3 separate regions of the Mus musculus genome follow, and all the other regions are linked to region 1. The links are chromatin loops, found by intact Hi-C in ENCODE. Cell type or tissue: left cerebral cortex. All regions are shown on one strand.

The links. A loop is a pair of places that touch in the nucleus more often than their neighbours do. Peaks named below come from ENCODE experiments on the same cell type or tissue, not always from the same donor. Only the 100,000 strongest peaks of a DNase experiment are listed, where the experiment ranks them.
Region 2: it touches region 1 in a loop (5-fold over the local background); 3 of 42 quality-filtered maps call a loop at or near these places.
Region 3: a loop joins it to region 1, with 11 times the contacts of the local background. A loop is called at or near these places in 5 of 42 quality-filtered maps.

The regions. Positions count from the first base shown.
Region 1 is chr8:82,770,140-82,778,139 of GRCm38, reverse strand. It overlaps Zfp330 (zinc finger protein 330), which reads left to right and starts at 3,995. Exons shown (of 10, transcript NM_145600.2): 1 at 3,995-4,083; 2 at 5,129-5,260; 3 at 6,782-6,801; 4 at 7,269-7,339. The coding sequence starts at 5,141. In left cerebral cortex, no CTCF peak of the experiment used is centred here; DNase peaks (open chromatin) are centred at 3,117, 3,422, 3,943 and 4,439; H3K4me3 peaks cover 1,685 bases; H3K27ac peaks cover 985 bases.
Region 2 is chr8:82,836,878-82,844,877 of GRCm38, reverse strand. It overlaps Gm31545 (a long non-coding RNA gene), which reads left to right and starts at 7,344. Exons shown (of 4, transcript XR_387821.3): 1 at 7,344-7,367. In left cerebral cortex, CTCF peaks have their summits at 267 and 3,120; a DNase peak (open chromatin) is centred at 3,176.
Region 3 is chr8:81,010,383-81,018,382 of GRCm38, reverse strand. Usp38 (ubiquitin specific peptidase 38) reads left to right here and starts at 3,477. Exons shown (of 10, transcript NM_027554.2): 1 at 3,477-4,628; 2 at 6,081-6,216. The coding sequence starts at 3,947. In left cerebral cortex, a CTCF peak has its summit at 7,117; DNase peaks (open chromatin) are centred at 2,031, 3,343, 4,200 and 7,129; H3K4me3 peaks cover 3,872 bases; H3K27ac peaks cover 1,722 bases.

The sequences.
Region 1 (8,000 bases):
CTGGTCCATAAAAGATAGGATTTATGACTTGAGTCATGGCAACTTTACTGCTCTGAGGACCTCTTACTGGTGACAGGCATAAGACAGATAGTCCTTGGCACAAGGTAGCAGTGCAGTGGTTAAAATCTTTATCAGTAGTGAACTGGGATGGTATTCTAATAGAAGGTAATATTCTAATAGGTACAATGTGTCAAATGCTTGGAAAATATGAGAGAAACAGTGATCTTAAGGACAAGAGCAATATCTGATGCTAAGTAATTATTTGAGAACAGAAAAAAAAAGCCAAAGTGCTTAATTGGATTTTAAAATCTAACAATAAAATGGAGTGGGTTTCTGCTAGGAAGTAAAGAGGCTTTGATTCTGCAGTAGGAAGGCAGGGAAAAAAAAGAGAGAAACAAGTCCAATTCTTAATCCTAAGAGTGGCCACGCTCCAGAGATTAACCACAAAACTCAAGGAGCATAGATGTTCCAGGGTTAGGATGTCCGTCAGACGGAGACTCTGATGCAACAGGCTGGGTTGTGACACTGAGAATCTTACATTTCCAGTTCTCCTGAATCCTCTGAGCTTGACTGTGGTCCAGTTTTCCAGTTAATAGTTGGTGCCTGTGACCATGACAGCCAGTAGAGTGATGTGTGGAAGGCACAGGAAGACCTTTGTCTCTGCATGACTCAGCAGCCAGTGTAGGTTCAGATTTGGGGAGTCTGGCTCTTAGTTGTTTATTTTATGCAAATTTAAGCACAGGACAATTTGGTGACTATCTGATGATAATTAACTCAATCTCTTGTTCACAACAAAGCATCACACATCTCCTCGAGGAACAAAGTAAGTTAAATACAGATGAGGCATGACGACGTGGAAGTTTTTGGTAAAGTTAATAAAGATAGTCTACAGATTGACTGGCAAAATCAGGTTGTTGATTGGCCGAGAAAAACATATATATGAAAAGGGTCTGAGGAGAATCCGGTGCCTGAAAAGTCTCTGGCCACACAGGTAGCACAAAGGTCACCAGGCTGGAAAGCCGTCCGCTACAGCCTTCAGGGTAGATAGCAGGTACTGCATTCCTTCCCTTGAAGGAACAACTCTGTGAGTTTAGCCTTCCAGGTTCCTCCAGTGCCTATCCCTGAGCACAAAGACCTTGTCTCCCGTAGTTAATTCCTAATCTTCTCTGTTATTTGGAACCCACACAGATGCCTCCTTAGTCTGCCCCCAGCTCCGTCTAAACACTAGGCATATGGCTAAGGTTAAGTTAGAACATAAGTTGGCACAGATACTGTAATGAATGGCAAGGGCTATGTGGGCAGTGGTGAGGCTGATGTTCTGCAGAAGGCTGAGTGAGGAGGCAGGCAGCTGCTAGAGTATAGTGTTCCTACCGACAGAGTGGAGGGGCAATAAGTAAAGCTACTGCTCAGCTTGTACAAGTATAAGAACAGGGAAGAAGCCAAATGTGGTGGTCCACATCTGCAATCCCAGCCCTTAGGAAGCTGAGACAGGAATGTGGGCCACACAATAAGATTATAGTGAAGGAGGAGGCGTCATCGTGGTGTGAAGGGTGGAAGGGAGCACGTGGAACTTGAAAGCACATGATCAAGGAGATGTTAATATTCCAACGCCGAGCCAGGGTTCCTTCACTTATCTACGTGTTTCATACAGGAAAGTATTATCAGTTTTGCTTGTGAATATTATTTAAATTAATATGGAATAGATTTACTAGTATTGTTTTTTAATGTGGGATTTACAATTTTAATCAATTTTAAGGTATCAATAGTCATTCTGATGCCAGGCAAACATTCAATCACTGAACTTTATTCCAAGCCCAGGAGAATACAAACACTCAAGCCCAAATACCTATAGAATTGTGGGTCAAGCTGCATCTTATCTATGTGTTCTTTTTCTTGTGTTACCTTGTTAAGGGCACACAGGCAAAGTGCCTAAAACGTAAGGAGCAAGCCCATGACTATATTAGCTGTTGTTGACACTTTGTGTTTGTGAAAGAGTATCAGGTCTCAAAGAAGCTAGGGACAAATGGTGAACTGTGGCTCTATTAGCATATCAAAGCACATGCTGGCCAGACACTCAGAAACCCGGGGCTCCAGTTAGCTCAGCTCACTTCACCCTCTCCCCTAAACTTGTCTAGCTCCTGGACTTCCCTTCCCTCAGCTTCTTATTCTGCTAGAATGCTGCCATTGTGTCTGTGAGCTTTCTTGGCTCCCTTGTCCTCCTGGTCCCCTCTCTTGGCTCTCTCTTCTTTGTTCTTTTTCCCTTCTCTCTCCCTCTCTTCTCTCATGCTTCGTTTATAACTTTCTCTCCTTCAGATGTCTCTGGCAGCATTCTCCCTCACATCTACAATAAAATTCTCTCCTTACTCATACTTGGGAGCAGTCATGTCCTCATTTTATACAAAGAGGAGATGGTGATGTCTGTTGAAATTGATATAAGTGGTGGAAGCTTGAAGAAAACAAGTATGTTTTGATTATGATTAAATATTGTGGTAAATGGGAATAAGAGATTAGGGAACTATAGGAGGACAGAAGGGGAATCCTGAGAGGCTTGAGTTTAGTGACATAGACTCCTGTTTATGTATCAGCACCCCATCCCCCAAAACCCCACCCAGAAAATCAATAGGAGGGAAAAGGTACATCATTTAATGATCAGTAGTACAAAAACTATGATAAAAACTGTGACTAATGAGATGGGACTGTTTTATTAAGTAGAACTTGCAGAAAAAAAGACTGAAAAGGATGACTAAACAAGAGAATACAGAACAGAGCACAGGGTAGGAGCCTAGTAAGCCAAGACATTCATATTTCATTGACAAAACTGAGCTCTCTTCAGAGAAAGGCTTGAGGTGTGGTTATGAAAGCGAATTCCTGGAGTGCAGCAAAGATGATAACAGAAGGGGTTGGAAAAAAAGAGAGAGACCAAAACGAGTTGTCTTCCATTGGGATGTGAATGTGGTAAAGACAGAAGATGGCCTTGTTGGACATCAGTGGGAGGAGAGGCCCTTGGCCCTGAGGGTGTTTGATGTGTAGGAGAATGCAAGGGCTGGAAGCCAGGAGTGGGTGGGTGGATAGGGGAGCACCCTCAAAGAGGCAGAGGGAGGGGGATGGGATAGGGAGTTTTTGGAGGGGAGACCTGGAAAGGGAAAAACATTTGAAATGTAAATAAAAAAATATAAAAAAAAGTGGGTGGATATAACACAGCTCCACTCAAATATAGAAGGTGATAGGCAGTAAGTGATACTCACATGCAGTACTGGGAGTAATGTCAAGAACTTCCTCCCCAAAGGTAAGGTGGGAGTGAGAGTGGAACATTTACCTTCAGTGTTATTTAAAGCAAACAGTCTTGTAGGGAAGCATAGTTAGATCTCAGCCTCGGAGCAGAAGCAGAGAACGTGGGAGGATTTGCTCACAATGGAACAGAATGCACACAGCAGAGGCCAAGCAAGACACCTCCGAACTCAGTGTTGTGAGACATTAAAAAAAGCGGGGGTGGGTGGGTGGGGGGGAGGAGTGGAGGGCTCTGCAGTTTCCTGTGAGCACGCCTATAATCCTAGTGCTGAGAGACAGAGGTAATGGAGTCGTGGCTTCAAGGCCAGGGTTCCATTCATTATGTCTCAGAAAATAACAACAACAAAAATTAAAAATGTGCCATGTGAGGCTTGTCAGGCTCCCAGAAAGGAAAAGGATTTCAGAAGAGTCAGGCAAAAAATTGCTAGCAAAGTTCTTGTTCTCCTCTCAAAATTTTTTGTGGGCTCGTCTTTCTTTTCCTTTTGGACTTTTTAGCTCTCTGAGTTAAATAATAAAATCAGAATGACATAGCAGAGGCCTTGAGATGCGGCAGCTCTCTGCCCTCTACTTTCTTTGCAACGCTGGAGCCTCTTTCCATTGTAGCAAGTCCACTTCCGGGAAGGCGGGTCCTCCCCGAGGAGGGGGCGGAACATGCGGGATTCTTCCTGTTGACGTGTTCAACCTGGGCGCTCTGACATAGCAGGATATCCGGTCTCGCTCCCACCGTTGGAAACGGGCTGCTTCTGCCGTTCTAGCCCGCGGCTCGCCCTCTCCTCCGCGTCCTCGGCCACTGCGGTGAGTGGCGCGTCCCCGTGAGGCCGCGCGACGTGGGTGGGTCTGGAGAACGTGAGGGGCCCTCGGGCTGCTGGCGGGTCGCGAGCCGCGTGGCTCTTCCCGCGCCCCCGCCTCCTGGCCTCCCAGAGCCTGGAACCCAATGTCGCTCTGCTGTCACCAGGATCTAAGCTTGAACTCAAAGAAATCTCTCCTCGTTGGCACAAACAGATTCGAGGAAAAAAATAGGTCTGAGATGTCTTAGTGGGTACAGAATTCATCCACGGTCACCCGTGGCCACTCAGCCACATGCTCCAGACTTCCCTTTTAAACACTGAAGGAAGGCCCCGTGGCGTGGCCAGCATGATTAACCACTGATTAGCTCTGAAGACTGTCCTGTCCGAAAGGATTGGGGCACCAGAGTGAGAACACAGAAGCCTGGTTGTCTCTGTTGTAGTTTTTCTGTGTGCTGAAAACCAGCACTGTAAGGTTTGATGTCTGTGTGGGAAACAAACTCCAAAGCATCTGACTTGTCGAAACTGTTGCATCTAGGCACGAGGGACAGGCAGCGAAAGCCACTGTAGTACCTTAGTCTCTTAAGAGAAAATGGGTTTGTTTGCGGTCAGGCCTTGGGTTGCTGGTTATTTGTTTAGATACCATGTAGGTGACAGTGTACTGTATAATACTGTATGTCAACAGCATTAGGGCTGAGACTGTATAGCTCAAAATGGTTATTTCAACTTGGCACAAAACAAATATTTTTAGTCATTTCTTACTAATGGTGCATACATAGGTTTTTTTGAGTGAAGAGAATAATTAGGGTGAGAAAACAATTACTCTAGCTGTTTGGTTGAGGTCCTTGATGCTTATGCTGTGTGAGAGTTTGGAAGCCCAGAGGAGGGCCTTAGTTTAGGAGCCTGCAGCTGGAATAATGTGTGTGTAATGTTGCTAAAGGCTTCAGATGGGATGAGGTGCATTTAAAATTGAAAGACTGATTTAATATTTAAGGAAAGTATAGATGCTGTGTGACTGAACGCATCAATTATACCTTTCCTGTTTTCTTGTTTAGAAAGAAGGGAACATGCCGAAGAAAAAGACCGGTGCGAGGAAGAAGGCAGAGAACCGCCGAGAACGCGAGAAACAACTGCGAGCATCAAGAAGTACTGTCGACCTAGCCAAACACCCATGCAATGCTTCAATGGTGAGAGCTTTTTAAAGCAATGGCTGGTGGCTGAATGGAGGACTCTGTAGTACCATATATAGGTACCTAAAAAACATGATCAACTATGGTGTGCCCCTGTGAAGAACCTGTTAAAGGTGTCCTCAGTATTTTACTGAGTAACAATGATATTTTTATTGTTGTTAGAGTATGTATTATCAAGCCTGGCGTATCATGAATTACTGGTGACAATAGATGTTGAAGGCGAATGGGTGACAGGAACTGAGTGGGAGGCTCCAGCTTTTTTTATATATTCTTTAGCTCAGTTTTGATCATTTTCTCCTAGCCAGTCTCCATTCACTGAGTACCCTGATTTTTAGACATTTCCCATGTTCTTAACTAATTTGCTAGTCTTGAAAAAGTCAGATTGTTTTAAAATACTTCATTTTCATGACTTAATTTAGCAAATGTTTATCATTCAGGGGACCGAGTGTTCTGCCTGGGACTCTGGGTGCACCAATAATGGCAGATGATGGCAGATGGCGCACCTCCCTCTTTTGTATGTTTGTAGGATTCCCTAGTGTGTACTACTTTCTAGGACTCATTTGTTTATGAATGACAGAAACAATTTAACCTAGGGAAAAGCACCTCACTACCATAGTCCCTCCAAGTAGTGAGAAGAAGAAAGGAGCTAAGACTTGGGGACAGCTAGGCCTTGGGCCGCCCTCTGCTCTTGTTTCTTTGGCTCCTTCTGCCCCTGAGGATTGCCATGTTTTATTTGTGCAGCTTCTTGGTTTCTGGTCGAGTGCTTATATCGACCATATCTCCTATTGTGGAGGTCACAGACAAAGATTTCTCATAGGTTGGGCTCGTGCCGTTTTTTTGTCCCAGGACTGATTTATGATGTACAGGTCAGATGTCATGGTACAGATGTGACAGAGGGGATTGTGTTGTTGAATGTCAGGTTCTTTTGAGAAAAGAGGCGTGCTGGCAGACAAGACAGTGACTGGCGTGCGTACGTGCATGTCATGGAGTAGATCTTGGTATTTCAGTAAAGGGAAAGGAGCAGAGTTAGTGAGGCCTGCGGAGAAGAGGCCGGGACATGTTGGGGAAAGGCTGAGCAGTGGTGCCTTGGCTCCAGAGAGTGACAGACTGGAGAGCTTCGAACCCCGCTTAAATGGACATGCTGTGATCTTTAGTATTTCCTGTCCTTTATTCCTAGCACCCACACAATATTGGCAGATCGGATGGTTTTTAATTAAAATAGAAAATTGAGCAGGAATTTGTTTGTTTTCTGTAGTATTTGCTTTCTTTAAAACAACCAAAAGGGAATCTAGTATATTTTAACTTTTTTTGTAATATGGCTTTTTTCCCATCATTGATCACAGAGTATAAGTTTTTTTTTTACTTTTGCTAGTGGAGTATGTACAACATTTTGTACACATAGGCTGAGCTGGAAGTGGGATGTAGAACCTCTTATAGTTTAATTTGAGTCTTTATGATATAAGTAAATGTTCCATTTTAGGCTAGCAGAAAATTAATGTTATGCTTTAAATTCTACAGGAATGCGACAAATGTCAGAGGTAAATTTTCTTTTTCTTCCTGCATGAAATTGTCCTTGTGTGCTTTCTGTTGCTGTGCTATAACACTTGGGGAGGAAAGGGTTCATTGCATCTTACATTGATGAGGGAAGCCACGGCAAGAGCGCAAGGCAAGAACCTTGGGGCTGGAACTGATGCAGAGATGGTGGAGGAATGCTGCTTACTGGCTTGCTCCAGACTCAGGTTTAGCTGCCCTTCTTACACAACCCAGGACTACCTGCCAGTGTGGCACTGCCCACGGTACACTAGGTCCTCCTCCATCAAGTAGCAGTTGAGAAAATGCTCTGCAGACATTGGCCATGCTCCAGTCTGGCCTTAGGTGAGGCTCCCTCTTCTCAGATACTCTAGTTTATGTCAAGTTCATTAAAAACTAACTAGCACAGGGATAAATTAGTCTCATACTTTATTTGAAATTGACCCTATTTAAAATTTTTGTTTTACATGACAAGGCGGCAGAAGAATAGAGCATTTTGCTATTTTTGTAATTCTGTTCAGAAGTTACCAATTTGTGCACAGTGTGGTAAGTATACATCCATGAAGGCATGTCTTTATCAATCAAATGTTTGTGTGGCAGTTACCAAGTGTAGGTGGAGCTATTTCCCTAAATTCTAAATAAAACTGAATGTTGTTTCCTAGAGAAGGAAAACTGGTGTTTCCTAAGAGCCTCCTTACACGTCTGATTGGAAAGCACACTTACACTGAGACTGTGGCAGGTTTTGCTTTGTCTCTCTCATCTTGTGATTTCCGCTGTCTTCATGGAGACTTGGCTTAGGGAACCTAATCTACTTCACTCCAGATTTACCCCAAACTTTTCTGCTCAAACAAATCATTCTTTCTAGTTAGGAGGGGATGGTTCCAGTGGAACCTTTGGGGGTGCCATTGATACGAGCTTGTACAGAGCTGCAGGTTAGTGTTAGGGCTACATGTGGACTATTTCTAGTGTAGTTCTAGTTTTCCAGGAGTCGCTTATTCAGTTCTACAGCTAGTGGAGAAGAGAGACTCAACAGCCTTTGTTGTACTATATGCAAGTGGATGTCGGCTGAGAGACAAGCTTGTGGGCAGGGAGACGGCAACCCCTGCATGGTCAGTGTCTCTGGTTTGGACTTTAGAAAGCTGTGTCCAGATGCATTTTCCATTGCAGCCTTGCACTTTGTGCTAGACATGGAACAGCTGGGTAGCGA
Region 2 (8,000 bases), 67 kb before region 1:
GTATGTGACCCCTGGTAGAATCCCTATGCTCCAGTGGATGGCTCCATGCCTATGTGTGAATAAGTAGCATTAACTGAACTCTTTGGTTATAACCAAACAAAAAAGACATGAAGTTGAAAACAGGTATGTTTGGAAGTATGGAGATAATGGAGTGGGTAGATAGAATGTTTTATTGTATCATGTACAAAATTCTCAAAAATAAAAAAAATAATTCAAGTGCTTTCTGCTTTTCTCTCTGTCCCCTTAGGCATGTTGTCAGAGCATCCTCTTGTGGTTATAGACAGCAATGAAGCAACAACACATTGAAAAAAAGAGAGCACATAATGCCACTGTCAGGAATACCAAGAGCAGAATTAGTCTGGGGGGGGGGAGGAGACCCCTAATAGCTTATCCAATACAAATACAAAGTTGCTAGTCATGGAATCATGGAATCATATGTAGACAAGTATATGTCCAACGTTATATGGGCTGAGCAAAGTGTGTTTATACATTTGGAAATATGTGTGTGTGTGAGAGAGAGGGGGGATAGGGAGAGGGAGAGGTGAGAGAGTGTCAGAGAGAGAGAGAGAGAGAGAGAGAGAGAGAGAGAGAGAGAGAGAGAGAGAGAGAGAGAGAGAGTAATGACAAAGAAATAGAGGCTGTGGATTTGAAAAAGAGCAAATGTTGGAGGGAGGAAAGAAGCAGGGGAAATATTTAATTTTAACTTCAAAATTAAATAGATAGATAGATAGGTAGATAGATAGGTAGGTAGATAGATAGTAGCAATAAAAGGGATTCCTAGGATGGCCATTTAAACCACTGCTCTTGAGAAAACTTCTGATCCCACCAGCTCAGGTTTGAGCTTTTAACTGCAGTCAAATTTGGTTGCTGAGGAAGAAGGAGAAATATGGGTGACCAGGTGACTAGAGAGCCAGATTAATGGGGAACCAGCAAGCAGTGGTAGCCCACAAGGTTTGGCTTCAACAGAATCAGGAAGACATTGATTTTGCTTCCCAGTGCCCTTGGCCTCCACTTGTTTAGTTTTGAGGAAGTGCCCTATCCTGTAGGGCTGTAAAAGGCAGCCTATTTAGGTTGAATGAGGCTTGCTCCAGCGACCCAGTAGGAAACTCTACAAGGGACAGAACAGTGACCCACATTTCCAGAGACAGATGCCTGACACCACAGAGCCCCCAACTCCATAATTCTGTGACGATAAGTCACATAGACAATGTCCCAAGCTTGTGGTATTCTGGCTAAACTCCACCCCCACATTTACCTGAATATAGCCAGGTATGTACCTCCCCATAGTTACCTGGCAACAGCAAGGTAGCCCAGCCCACTATAAAAGGGGCTGCTTGGCCCCTTCTCCCTCTTTAAGTTCTCACCTTTCTTACTCTCATCTGTAGCCCTCTTTCTCTCTTTCCCTCCCCCACCCTCCACATGGCCATGGCCAGCCTCTCTCCCTCTTTCTACCTTCTCTCCTTCTCTCTGCCTTTCTACAACAAAGCTCTAAAACCATAGACTCTCCCTGCTCATCAAGGTCTGCCATGCTAGAACAATGGCATAGGCTTTCCCCTAAAGAACCTCTTCTAACCTCCTGCCAGAAGGCCTTCCTGCGTTCCAGCCACGGACCAGACCAAGGTCTCTCAGCCGCGTGGGAATCAACCAGCACCCCCTCTTTCCCTGCCCTATCCTCCCTTCCACCCTGGCGCTGACCAAGCCTTCCCCGGGGCCCCCATTTTGTTCTTAGCTCTTCTGTGGTGACCAGTGGTGTCTGGGATGCCCGAGAGTGAGAATCTGTTATCTCTGGCCTCTTTGAGGCCCAGAGACCTAGGACTACCCTTTGTCCACCCCCTACCCCCCACCATGGGCTGGGTCCATAGCTTCCCACAGCCAGACACCCACCTGGGGCCATGTGGAAAGCATGTGGCAGTCCTCCACGTCTGTCTGCCCAGAGCACCAGAACTCTCTGGCAGGATGCAGGTTTTCCCCCAATCCCTTTATTCTCCCATGCCCACTGCCCCACACTACCCCCCCTTCTTGTGCCCAACTGTTCTATTGCCCATCTCTATACTGAATCTGTATGTCCTAATAAGAGTCAGGGTATGATTCATGACATGGAGGAAGAAGGTATACGCATAGCACCACATTACCACCCCTTGTTTGCAAATGTACACTCTTACACACAGTTGCTCAAAAGGGCGCTGAGATGCTCAGGGCTCAGGCCAGAGATAAAGCATCTAACATGGGGGTCTGGTTCATCATGGTATGCTACCTCTAAGATAGCACCTATGCTCAGAATTGTACCAACCACCCCATGTCACTCTGTAGCTTCTTGTTAAATAATAGAAATAGCATCTAAAATCTAGACAAGAGACTTCCTAGAGATGCTCCCCACCCCCATAGCCCCCACTCCCCACCCTGACCCCCTGGTGGGGGCTTGCTCCCAGGACTCAATGTGGGTGATCTTAGCCAAGATATCCAACAGTGGGGATATGGAACCTGAAGAGACCACCTCTGGTAGCCAGACAGGGCGCCCAGTGGAGAGATGGGGACACCAATCTACCTACAAAACTTTGGACCCCAAATTGCTCCTGTCTAAAAGAAATTCAGGGACAAAAATGGAACAGAGGCTGAAGGAATAGTCGACCAGTGACTTGGAATCCACCCCATGGTCAGGTATCAATCCATGACACTATTACTGATGCTCTGTTGTGTTTGCAGACAGAAGCCAGGCATGGCTCTCCTCTGAGAGGTTCCACCCAGCAGCCGAGTAAGACAGATGCAGACACCGACAGCCAAGCACTGGATGGAGGTTGAAGACTCTCATGGAAGAACTGGGGGACAGATTGAAGGAACTGAATGGGGTGGCAACTTCACAGGAAGACCAACAGTGTCGACTAACCTGGACCCCTGGGAGCTCTCAGAGACTGAGCCATCAACCAAAGAATGTACAGGGATGGGGGCCACGCACTCATAGGCAAAGGGGGTAGGGGATGAGGGGATGAACTCTGCTGGGGGGACCAGGAGTAGGGCAACATTTAAAATGTAAATAAATAAAATAATTTATTAAAAAAACAAAACAAAACAAAATTTAAAAAGGGGGAATCAATTTATGGCTGTATTTCCCTTCTTCAGTCACTGGAGGTCACTATTTGTTCATAGAGGAAAATGTGTCTTTTCACCAAGCCAAGCTTGATTCAGTTTAAAATTCCAAGGGAAATGACATCAGTAGTTGTGGGGTCACAAGTGTCGATTCCCTAAGGCTTTAGGAATTATAACTTTGCACTGCTTATCCTTTAGTGGATGAAACATTAACACAATCAATTCCTAACTAACTTTTAGCTGACATTTTGTTTATTTGTCAAGAAACGACCCTCCCCCCCCCCTCGGCCAAATAAACCAGTGTAGAGATGGTGGGGTTATATTTTATTAATGAATGCTTTTTTCCCAGAATTGCCTGCCCCATCACTCTCTTCCTCAGGAAGGAAGGAAGGAAAGAATTCATCCTTTCTACCTAGACCTTCACACACAGGCAAGCTGAAACCTCACCATTAGTTAGCTCTTCTTTTCTGTTAACAGTAGAATCAATGATCTGCAATGAAGTTGCCAAATTGATATGCCTTAGAACAGATATAACAAGAGATATTTCTCGAAGAAGAAATTCCTCAGCAAAGTCAGTTTAAAACATTCTGCAATCCACAGCAAGAGACTCTTTTTGAGTCCTTTGGCCAGAGGCCAGAGGTTACAGTAGGAGCTAGATAAGGAGAACTAGTCAAAACTCCTCTCAGGTCTCCTCAGCTGCTTTGGGTTATTCAGCTAACTGTGAGGGTATTGTCCAACATACTTTTATGTGTACACCAAAATGAGAATTTCAAATAGCCATCACATATGAAATAATATTTTATGTTTGATATTACTCACAATCATTAAAAGTCTAAAGCTTGGTCACCTCCCGAGTCCTGTATATCCCTCATGGTTGCCACCAAATGGTCAGATAAGGCTATAGTTGTGGACCTCTTGGCTCTCTGTCATTACCTGTTTTGGCTTTTTAAATGTAGTTTCTGTTGGGTTGACTGGACTCTAAGGTTCCAATGTGGAACACAGGGAAAACAGAGGCTTTCAAACTGGGCCTCAACCTGACTGCCTTCTTGTTGACAGAGGGCAAGAGAAACACGAGCCATTAGATCTCCTTGGATGTGGAGTTCAAAGGATACAGGCTCCAGACAGTGCCTCTTTGGAACTCTATACCTCTGCCTGCCAAATGATTCGATGCCAATTATGATGCAATGGTATGACGGGAAAGTTATTTAAGTCTTTACTTTAAAGGGCTTTGACATACTGCTCTTCAGACTGTCTTCCCATATAGACTACACTTTCCCATGTGCCACTTGAGGGTAGGTCACCCTCCAACATCAGGTCATCTGGACCTGAGCATTACATCAGGCTGGGGCTGGGTCTAACAGAGACTGAAAGTGTGTCTTTCATGTGATGTGCCGTTTTCAACCATGTGACCCTGAGAGTCAGCATGATGTCATCACTGTACCTGGTCAATGCATATCTGTATGACAGTAAGCCTTCCCAACAGGATGGCTTTGCAAAATGAAAGTGTAATGAATGTAGACCCTGGCATACCAACACCCTTTACATATGAAAGTATAGCTCATGTTTGCTTTCTTTAAATACATTCATGAGCCATTTTCTATAAAATTGTTCTCAAATTATCATGTACCAAACTACACATATACATACATACATACATACATACATACATATATATATATATATATATACATATATATATATATATATGTTTATACATATATTACAGGATAGCGAGACAAAATAAAATGAACTGAAAGACACATATTCTTTGACCATGAGTTCCTGCTCTATTTTTCTTCTTTCATCTATATTTTGATGTTTGGGGAGAAGTTAATTACAAACATAAAGGTTTTATTTATTAAGTCAAATTGTATATAAGCATAGGTACCATCCATGTATATTCTAGTTAGCGTTAGCTGTCAACAGGACACTGCCTAGAGTCGCCTGCTAGGAAAGCTTTGGTTGAGAAATTGCCTGTAGGGGATTGTTCTGGTTGACAATTGAAGCAGGAAGGCCCAGCCCACTATGGGCAATACCTTTCCCTCAGCAGATGGTCCTGTACTATGTAAGAAAGCTAGATAATGTAGCTTGGTGTTCTTGTGGGAATCCTAACAGTGAGCAGGGGCTGTCCCTGACTCTTGCCTCCTTGTGGGACCTTTTCCCCCTACTGGATTGCCTTGCCCAGCCTTGATGTAGTGATATGTGCCTGGTCTTATTGTAGCTTGTTACACTGGGTTTGGTCCATGTCCCCAGGAGGCCTGCTCTTTTCTGATGGGAGGCTGGGGGTAGGGGCTTTACCCTTTGGACTCCACATCCAACGAGACCTGATGGCTCCTGTTTCTCTTGCCCTCTGTTAAAAAGGCAGTCAGGTCCAGGCCCAGTTTGAAAACCTCAGTGCTCCCTGTGTTCCACATTGAAGCCTTAGTCTCCAGTCAACTCAACAGAAACTATGTGAAAAATCAAAGAAAGTAATGACACATTCTCAAGGAATTAATAAACATATTATTGAAAATTTAAGAATACAATAAAATTAGAAAGATTTAAAAAAGAAAAGAAAGCTAGATAGGCATCCCTTCCAGGCCCCCAACAAGGTCACTGCTGACTGTCTTTGGCTGTGGGTGAGGTCCTCGGTCAGAGGTAATGCTCTATGAAATAGCAAGTGGTCCTGCCCTGCAGGTTCTACCTTTTTTCAGTGATGGGATGTGATCTGGAACTGTGAAATGAGATGAACTGTTGTCTTCCCTTAGTTGCTTTAGATCAGGATATATGTCACAGTGCAGAAACAAAATGAGAACAGTGCATAAACTGTGTATGCATGCACATGAGCTCATACATGTGTGTGCATGTACATGCCTATGTATGCATGTGCATGTATTCATGTGAGTGCATGTGTGTATGTATGTGTGTGCATGTGTGCACGCGAGTGTGCATGTATGTGCATGCCTGCACATGTGTGTCTGTGAGTACATGTGTTTGTGCACTGTGTGCATGGGTGTGTGTGGGGGGCACTCGTGTGCATGTATGAATAGGAGTGCTCGTGTGTGTGTGTGTGTGTGTGTGTGTGTGTGTGTGTGTGTGTGTGTGTGCGTGTGTATAGCCCTGCTCTACTTGTCTTACTGCAGGCTTTTCTTCCCCTACTGTAACGAATACTATTTCTGAGATTATTTGTTGACTGCAGCAGCAGAGTTTGCTCATTGTCTCTGTCCTCTGCCTCAGTTTCTATGCTGTTCTAGCTCAGCTGAATCATGTGACAACCATTGCCAGTCGGACTTGGTATAGGGTGTGTGGCTCCTGGGCCAAAGCTGGTGTTTCCTTTGTCTTTAGTGTCCTGTTCAGATTTGAATGTGGATGCCACACGGTTAGACATCAGAATGTGACTGGAATCTCACCTGTTTCAATTTTAGCATAGCAAACCATGTAGCAAGCCATCAAGCTTATTCCTTCTAGTGAAATTGTGGTCTGCCCTTTGTTCCTGGAGGAGTGATGTTCTCTTCTCTGTTTGCTAAGGTCGTAATTAGTAACATTTAGGGCTATTGGCACTGAAAGAATGGAGAAGACAGAATCACTTACACTTGACCCTGATATTTCGAAAGAATCTATTTCAGGATCTTCAAGCAGGGGAAAGCTTCATGTGAGGGCAGAAAGAAGGTTTTGATCACAAATAATCCTGGCAGGGCTTTACTCCACAGGGACAACAACATCCGGAGAACAGAGGGTTTTGTTTGTTTGGATTTGATGAGCCATTGGGAATAAAAAAGAAAAACAAGCAAGCCTACTAACAGAGTGTGACATTCCAGAGTGACAATCTAGAAATGTCATGTCAGCACACATCACAATGGCTTTGGAAGTCGAGTAAAGAATCTATCTGCAGGCAGGAAAACTTGGTGCACACGGCCGGGCAGAGGAGCTTTAAGGTGGTTTTAGAGAGTCGATGTTCTAGTCTTCAGATCTTGATCTGCAACTTACCTTCCTTAGTCCTGACATTTCGGCCATAGCCAATCAGCCATTGGGGGGTGGGGGGTTGGCATCGTGTCTGTGTGTGTGTGTGTGTGTGTGTGTGTGTGTGTGTGTGTGTGTGTGTGTGTATGTGTATGTGTACCTGCATGCGGCAGGTGTGTATGTATGCATGTGGAGGCCAGAGGTCAGTTAGTATCAGGCATCTTCTTCCTTAACTTTCCACACAATTTACTGAGGCAAGATCTCTCACTGGAGCACTCCGATTCTACTAGTGCAGCTACACTGCTTGCCCCAGGGATCCCCTGTCTTCCAGGTTCTGACTACAGGTGAGCAACCCACTCTTCCAGGGCTTATCCTGGAAGCAGGATATCTGAGCTCCTGGTCCTTCAGTTGCACGGCAAGTGCTTTTACCGTATCCATAACTGTGTTTATTCCTTCACAATCAGCAAGCCTTATGACACTATGGCAATTTTGTAGAGATCTGTACTGATATAACAGCACTGTTTACAAATGTCCTGAGCTGTGATGGAGGTCCTAAGAGCACTAGCATTCGAGTGACTTGGAGCTTGCTTTGACATGAACATGTCCCAGTCTCACCCCAGCACTGGGTTGGCTCTCTAGTCTGTTTTTACAAGGCTCCTCTTGTATTCTGATGTATGTTGAAATCTGAAAAACCATGTTCTTTGGTTTTGGTTATTCACTGGACATACTGAAATCTGTGACAAGGAAACAAAAAGCATACATGTTATCATGAAATTTGGGGACATTTTGGGGGAGGCAATGTAGAACTTAATGCAGTGGAAACTCTCTGGAATCTTCCCTGAGAGTGACTCTAGCAGATGCAACCCAATAATGGGAGATTCGGAGCTGGAACCAGCCATCTTCTATAACCAGGCAAGGCTCTAGCAGTGTGACCAGGACATCAACCCAACCACAAAACCTTCAACTTTCAATCTGTT
Region 3 (8,000 bases), 1.8 Mb after region 1:
CAAATCAGCACCAGTCAGCAGGAGCAATTAGGTCAGGAGAAGTTCTTTGCCATACCTCCCTCAGCAAAAGACTTGAGACCAAAATGCATTGTAGAGCTTTTGAGCCTCGGGTCACTGTCTGTTAAGTCCATTTAATTCTCCCTCCAAACATGTGTCCTCCATGGATCTTGTCTCACCATGTTTTGCCTCAGCATGTGAGTCTGTCTCACCTGACATCACTCTATCAAGTCCGTGGAAGTGGCAAGAAGCCGCCAGAACACTATCAGAAGTTTTTTTGTTCATTTCTCTCTATGGAATCACGACAAATGAAGCTCAGCTATGCAATATAAGGCACCAATACATGTGTGCCATTAGTGAAAAATCCTTCATCACACACCCTTTTCATGTGCTTGCTTTAGCAAAGCATCCTGTGTCTGCTTCAGAAAAACACTCCATGTTTGTGTAGGCCGCCTGTAGCCTGCGGCCACACTAACTGGGTTCCTGAGTGGGAGGTCTGAGCTGTATGGGAGAGAATGACCAGAGAAATAATGGAGACCAAGACATGTTTCTGTTCAAGGCCCCCCGAAGTTTACTGAGAGTCCGTGCTTATAAAGAGGGTAAGCCCATCCCCCACCAGCCCATTCTTGGTGCCTGGAGCCAGCCCGTAGGCGATCTACAGGGTGTGTCTCCGGAACGTCTCCAGGACCTTTCAGCAGGAAGCAGAGTCTTGGAGAAGAGCAAATAGAGCCATCAAGGTCAGAAGGCTCAACCCTAGGTAATCTCCTTCTTAGTGGCAGCAAGGTCAAAGTCTGGATCAGCCTGCTTCAAGGTTGAGGGAGGTTACATGTTTGACCCAGCAAAACACCATCTGACACAACTGACTTTCCGAAGAAACCATAATTTTCACTTCACACACTACCTACATATAGCACAATATAAAATTCAGGAAGCTGACATCGGTGTGATGTATGTATGTATGTATGTATGTATGTATGTATGTATGTATGTATGTATATATGTATGTATATTATAGTTATATGCCATTTTATCAAGGTGGAGAACCTGCCCATCACAATGAATCAATCTACTCCTTCATACTTATACCCACTCTTCTCTACCATCCTAAATAAACCCTTATAATCACATCTTTCATCTCTAAAAATTTTATTTTTGACAATACTATATAAAGGAACTTTAGGAGTATGCCATTGGAGGTTGCCTCTTTTAACTTGGAATAATGCCCCTGAGATCTGGTAAGTGGGTATGCCTATCAAGCCTGTTGCATTTTCTTGTTGATGTTTTCAATGAACCAGTTTATTCATCCAATTTAACCATTCCATTGATTACCATTATTGTTGACTATTACACATAAACCTCCTGTAAACATCTGTGTATGATTATTTTTGTTTTACTATAAGTTCTCATTTCTTCTGGGCTCTTCCAAAGGGCTGCCATCACTTCTCCAGTTCTGCCCTCTGTAGCACTCTAAACTCAGGTTGATGTATTTCACTGCTACTGCTGTTCTTGGCAATCATCCTATGATACTAGCATCTACAACACACTGGGGTCTTCTGCTGCAGCTAGGCTTCACCAATAGCCTCTCATAGGTTCTCTTCATGGTTCAACTTCTTTGCATGACTCAGTTCTGGGCCATCAACTACAACTGGGGTGGCACCTTCACCAATGGCCATCCATGGCCTTGCACAGTGCTAAGCCTCAGCTGCTCTTTCTGATCACTTCACGCCTTCAAAACCACCTGGGTGACCCTTACACATTACCACGTAGAGCTGCAGCTCGAGATCTAGCCTTGGCTATCTCTGGAACACAGTTTCTTTGTGCTCTCAGAAAACACTTCCCAGAAGATTTCACTTCAGTGACGCTGGTCTCTTCGTAATCACCACTAATTTCTTAGCTCCAGCTACCAGCATCAATTGTCCCAGTAATCCCTTCTTTAAAGCCAGAGCCACATGGCCAAAGCTGCCAAGTTCTGCTGCTTGCTGAAGCTGGAATGTGTCCTCCCACCTCCACCATGTTCTATTATCAGCTTTCTGTTTTCTAACTCCCTCTCTGCCTAAGTTTGGGTTTCCTGAAATGAACTCAGAGACCTACATGGCTGTCTCTTGTAATGCTGGAACTAAAGGCATGTACCACCAGGCCTGGAGTTAAGCTCTTCACCTAGAACCTGCTTGTCCCAGGCTGGCCTTGAACTCAGAGATCTGCTTGGCCTTATCTCCATGGATTAAAGGTGTATGCCACTATGCCTGGGTCTAAATTTAGCTGAGAAGGATCTTGCTTATACACTGAACACTGAATACAAAAGCTCACTATTTTTTATTTTTTCCAGACATGGTTTCTCTGTGTAGCCCTGGCTGTCCTGGAACTCACTCTGTAGACCAGGCTGGCCTCGAACTCAGAAATCCACTTGCCTCTGCCTCCCAAGTGCTGGGATTAAAAGCGAGCACCACCACCACCCGCTAAAAAATCTATTCTTACAACAACCTTGTTTTGAATCACCACTAAATATATGAGCCACCAGTACTCTCTCTACATTAGCAATTGTTTCAGAGGAAAAACCCAGCCATTTAAGGCATTGGAGTATGTCTGGGCCTAACAAGGTCTTTAGAAAGATTTCCCCCAAAGCTTGGTTTGTTTGTTTGTTTGTTTTCTTATACTTTCCTCCATTCCTCAACTAGTGCTCTTCTCGCGTTTCCAAAATTTTCTCAGACACAAGATTTTAAACAATTAATAGCACTTCCTCGAATTGTCTTCATAAGCAACATGTCTCAGACTATGACATAGTAAAAGTTCCTCCATTTTGTCTCAGGTGGAGCCATCTTTGGTTTACCCGGAAACTGACACCATCATTCCCTGATGAAAGTGAAAAGTCCTGTACCCCAACTCTGTCCTAGAAACTCGGGGAAATGCCTCAGGCAACTGCACGTTTTGGGCTTCTAGTAAGCTGCTTGCTTACTTTATTTCCCTGCCAACGGCAAACAAGGAAGTAGTGTTTCCGTGTTCTCTGCCTTTTACAGCTCCCTGCACAGTGCGTTCTTCCGGCTGCTCTGAGAGAAGGGTTTCCCCCCGGCAGTCGCCGGCGGCTCAGTATAGACTCTCGGTTCGCTCGCGCTGAGTGGTCTCTGAGTTTCTAACCCTCACCACTGACGGAATCCACGTCCGGCGACAAGAACCTCAGAGCTCAGAGTAGGCTCCCTGAGCAGCGCCTCCGGAAGTCCGCCAGTGACGTACCACACAGTCTCCAGTGACGTGAGAGTGGCCGCGTGACTCACTCCGTGCCTCTGCGCCTGCGCGCCAGGGAAGGGGGCGCGGCCTATCGGGGGAGGAGCTACATGGAGAAGGGGGAGGGGCGGGGCCAGCAGGAAATGGGTCGAACGTAGCCGGGAAAGGACCGGAAAAAAGTGGGCGGGGCGAGGGCGGACCTATCCGCTGTACCTCGGAGCTTCACTTCCTATTCGCCAGTATTTCTGCTTCCGGGTTCAGGGTGTTCCGCGCCTCCGGCTCCTCTCCTTGGCAGATCGAGGTACTCGCATTGACAGTGCCTCCTGACTCAACCCAGGGCGACTTTTAACTGCCCACCCGCGGGAGCCGGGGCTCCGCACTGACCCGGGACACGAAGGCGCTCCTCACCTTCCAGCTCAGCCTGGAGGGTCCCTGCGCCCGGAGGCTGGGAGAGGTCGCGGGCCCAGCGAGGCAGCCTTATGCGGACCTCCGGCCCCTGAGGCGGACCGCGGGGACCCGCAGCCTTTCGGCGTCCCAGAATCGCTCGCTCCCGTCCCGGCTCGGATGGGCCTTCCCACTCGATAAATGTGGCTGCTGAGGCGGCGGTGGCGGTGGCCGGTCCTGCTGCTGGTTGGCTCCAAGTTCCTCCCCGCCGGGGCGCTTTGCTGCCCCCCGGGGCTGCCGCTGCCAGCTCTTTATCCCCAGGGCCTGGCCTTGCAGAGTGGCGACGATGGACAAGATTCTGGAAGGCCTGGTGAGCTCCTCGCACCCGCTGCCCCTCAAGCGGATGATTGTGCGGAAGGTGGTGGAGTTCGCGGAGCATTGGCTCGACGAGGCGCAGTGCGAGGCCATGTTTGACCTGACGACCCGCCTCATCCTGGAGGGCCAGGACCCTTTCCAGCGACAAGTGGGCCACCAGGTGCTGGAGGCCTACGCGCGGTACCACCGGCCGGAGTTCGAGTCCTTCTTCAACAAGACTTTCGTGTTGGGCCTCCTTCAGCAGGGCTACCACTCAGTGGACAGGAAGGACGTCGCCATCCTGGACTACATTCACAACGGCCTGAAGCTGATTATGAGCTGCCCGTCGGTGCTGGATCTCTTCAGCCTGCTCCAGGTGGAGGTCCTGCGAATGGTTTGCGAGAGGCCGGAGCCAGTGCTCTGTGCCCGGCTGAGCGACCTCCTGACCGATTTCGTGCAGTGCGTCCCCAAAGGGAAACTGTCAGTTACCTTCTGTCAACAGCTGGTTCGAACGATAGGTCATTTCCAGTGCGTGTCCACTCAGGAGAAGGAACTACGGGAGTATGTCTCCCAGGTAACGAAAGTGAGTACCTTACTACAGAATATTTGGAAGGCTGAGCCCTCCACGCTGCTACCTTCTCTGCAAGAAGTTTTTGCAAGCATCTCTTCCACAGGTAAGGGTCATTATTTCAGAAAAGTGTGTCTTGGAAATTCAACACGTGTGTCTCATCAACACAGTGCGCTTTTTTCCCCCCCGGAAGCATTCTCTTTGGGGGTACTGAAAGAGGCCAGGTAGCCTATTTTATTAGAGTAACTCCTCCAGTAAGAGACGTTCTTGATGGAGAGCAAAACTAAATACCCTTATGCAAAATGTTACTCCTCTTCACTGCCTTGTTCAGAATGGTACGCTGGAGCCAAAACATTGAGGATGCCTAAGTCCAAAGACCTTTGTCACTGAACAAGTCATTTAATTACACCACCTCTGCTCCAGTTTTGGAATTCTTACAGGCTGACAGCCAGGATGAAAAGCTTCTAGTCATTACTGACTAATGGTCATATATGATGCTTGCCGCAGGGAGTTATTATTACTGTGTGTAACCTATCATCTTATTGAAGGGTATCTTGTTGGGTTTTTTTTTTTCCTGTTTTCTGGTGGTCTCATTTTTTTTTAATTCATGAGTCGCGCACAATCTATTATTGTCCCGGTATACCATGTAGTGTTTTTTAAATGTCAGCATTTCACTTCACGACAGTGTATGTGACAGGAGATCCAGGGAGCATGAAGACAAGTGTGACAGCTTAGGTAGTAAGTAATCTGTCTTGTCTTTATCATGAACTGCATCCTCAAAAACTAGGGAAAGGTCTTAGAAAACCTCACCTAGAACCTTGTCTGTGCCTGTACTTGAAGGTGCTTTAGAGTCTGGCAGTTGTGAAACAATAGGTTCACAGCCAGAGTGAGACTGAACTTAGTGGAGCTGCCCCTTTTTACCCTGGCCAGAAATGAGGGTTGAGCTTTAAAGGCTCCCATAGTCTGATGTGTTTAATAGATACCAGGGGCATTTGCTTCCCCTTCCTGCCATCGTACTTGTAGTTTGTCATAGCTGTTACAAGTTTTTTCCAAGTCTTTCACTGGCCTACTGAAGCAGACCATCTTGATGCCTTACATTTTATATAAGCAAAGCCAGCCCCCTTCGCCTTAATTTCTACTCTTAAAATTTTTTTCAAGTATCACAGCAGTGTAATGACTACTATAATATGAGCCTCTGACATGGAAATTAGAATATGTGACTGGTTCTTACCCACCCCCGATTACTGCTTTCTAAAGTATTATCTAAACCCATAAATGTACTATTAACAACAAAGTAGCTTATTGAAAAAACTTAACAATAGTTTTTCTAATTTAGTGATGTGGCTATAGAATGAGTGATTATTGCTATTTCCTCTTAACCTCTCTTTTATGGTTTAACTTTCGATTTAGAGTCTACCCATGATGTATAACATAACTTCCTAGAGCACCTTTAGTGTGTGTGTGTGTGTGTGTGTGTGTGTTTCCTTTCTCCCTTGCACTAGTACTTCACTTTTAATCTCCATGCCATATTTGTCTGTCTTTTTAACTTAACAACTAGATGCATCCTTTGAGCCCTCGGTTGCCTTGGCAAGCCTGGTGCAGCATATTCCTCTGCAGATGATCACAGTCCTCATCAGGAGCCTAACCACCGACCCAAATGTAAAAGATGCGAGTATGACCCAAGCTCTCTGCAGGTACTTTGATGTTTACATACCAGGACATAGTCTGGGTTTTTGGATAGTGAAAAACTTTGAGAAATTTCTAAAACTAAAATCTAAAAGTAAATTTGTGGTTTCTCCAGATTAATTAGAATGACTCAACCTTCCTATAGTCTCATTTGAAGTTGTGTGGGCGGGTTGTTTTTCTAGACAATCTATTCCTTACTGTTTCCTGTAGCCTTCTTCCGTGGGGGGGGTGGGGGGGGGTGGTTGTTATCCTCGTATTATTCTGGGTTTGGTTTTGTTTCTCTTAGCTAGGTAGAGATTTTATTTTTCTCTTTCAGCCAGACTCAATAGGTGACACCTGCCCCTGTCTCTTTGGATTTATTTATTTTTGTGGTTTTTTTTTTTTTTTTTTCCCGAGACAGGGTTTCTCTGTGTAGCCTTGGCTGTCCTGGAACTCACTCTGTAGACCAGGCTGGCCTCAAACTCAGAGATCCACCTGCCTCTGCCTCCCAAGTGCTGGGATTAAAGGCGAGCACCACCACGCCCGGCGGATTTATTTATTTTATTTTATGTGTTTTGCCTTTGAATGTGTATGTGTACTGTGTGCATGCGTGGTGTCAGAGGTCAGCTCCTGCAACTAGAATTATGGATGTTTATGACCCACTAGTTGTGTGCTGAAAATCAAACTTGGATCCTCTGCAAGAACAAGTGGCTCTTATCTGCTGAGCCATCTCTCCAGCCCCTACCTTTGCCTCGTGAAAACTATTTTCTCTCCCTTATTCTAGCTGTTTTCTTTTTGTTTGTTCGTTTGTTTGTGATTGGGGGGGGGGTTGTTTTGCTTTTTAAAGATTTATTTTTTATGCACATGAGCAACACTGTAGCTGTCTTCAGATACACCAGATCCCATTACAGATGGTTGTGAGCCACCGTGTGGTTGCTGGGAATTAAACTCAGGATCTCTTGAAGAGCAGTCAATGCTCTTAACCACTGAGCCATCTCTCCAGCCCTAGCTGTTTTTTGTTTTAACATTTTGAAAGTAATAGCACACTGTCACTGGGCATCTACAGGTGCTGCCAGCCTGATTGTCAGCTGTTTCTGATAACATATCCTAAGTGATCTGCAGTCTTACTCGCCATGTCTAACTAGAAACTAATTTGCCCTTTGCAGCACTTTTATGCTTGAACTAAGTTATTCATTCAGAGTGACTTACTGAGTGCTTAACAAGAGTGTCAGGCCCTCAAAATTCCTTGAGCAAACTGATAAAAATAGCTGCTTTCTAGTCAGAGAGACCAACGGTAATGTAGTAGCACTTCACTGACTCCAGCCTTTATCCTGATTTTTAAGATGTTAAAATGTATAAAATGGGTGCCCTAGTTAAAAAGGCCTGGCTTTCTTGCCATACTGCTACATAATAACATTGCTTTTGTTTTGGATTTAGATTTTGTTTTAGAACATACAGTGGATGACTTAGTATGTTAAATGATGAGTTTGTTAGAAACGATAGACAAGAAGAGGGGTAGGCTGTGACTAGGTAGTTTGCAGTTGTCATTAAGATGGCTAAGGACGGGTTTATTGAGGTGCCCACAACACTAAAGTAAAAGAGGAAGCAGTGCTGTGGCTCTGTATTACACGGACAGTCAGCACAGGTGGTGTCTGACATTAGGGTGGCTCAGTATGATTTCTCAACTTTCTGAAGCTTCCAAAACAAGCATTCCGTAGAAGCTAGGCTTTGATTTCTGAGTTCTGCTTTTTCTGGGCTACCATATAAATTTGAGACTTTCTTAAAATGCCGAGTAGATACAGTGAGCCAACAG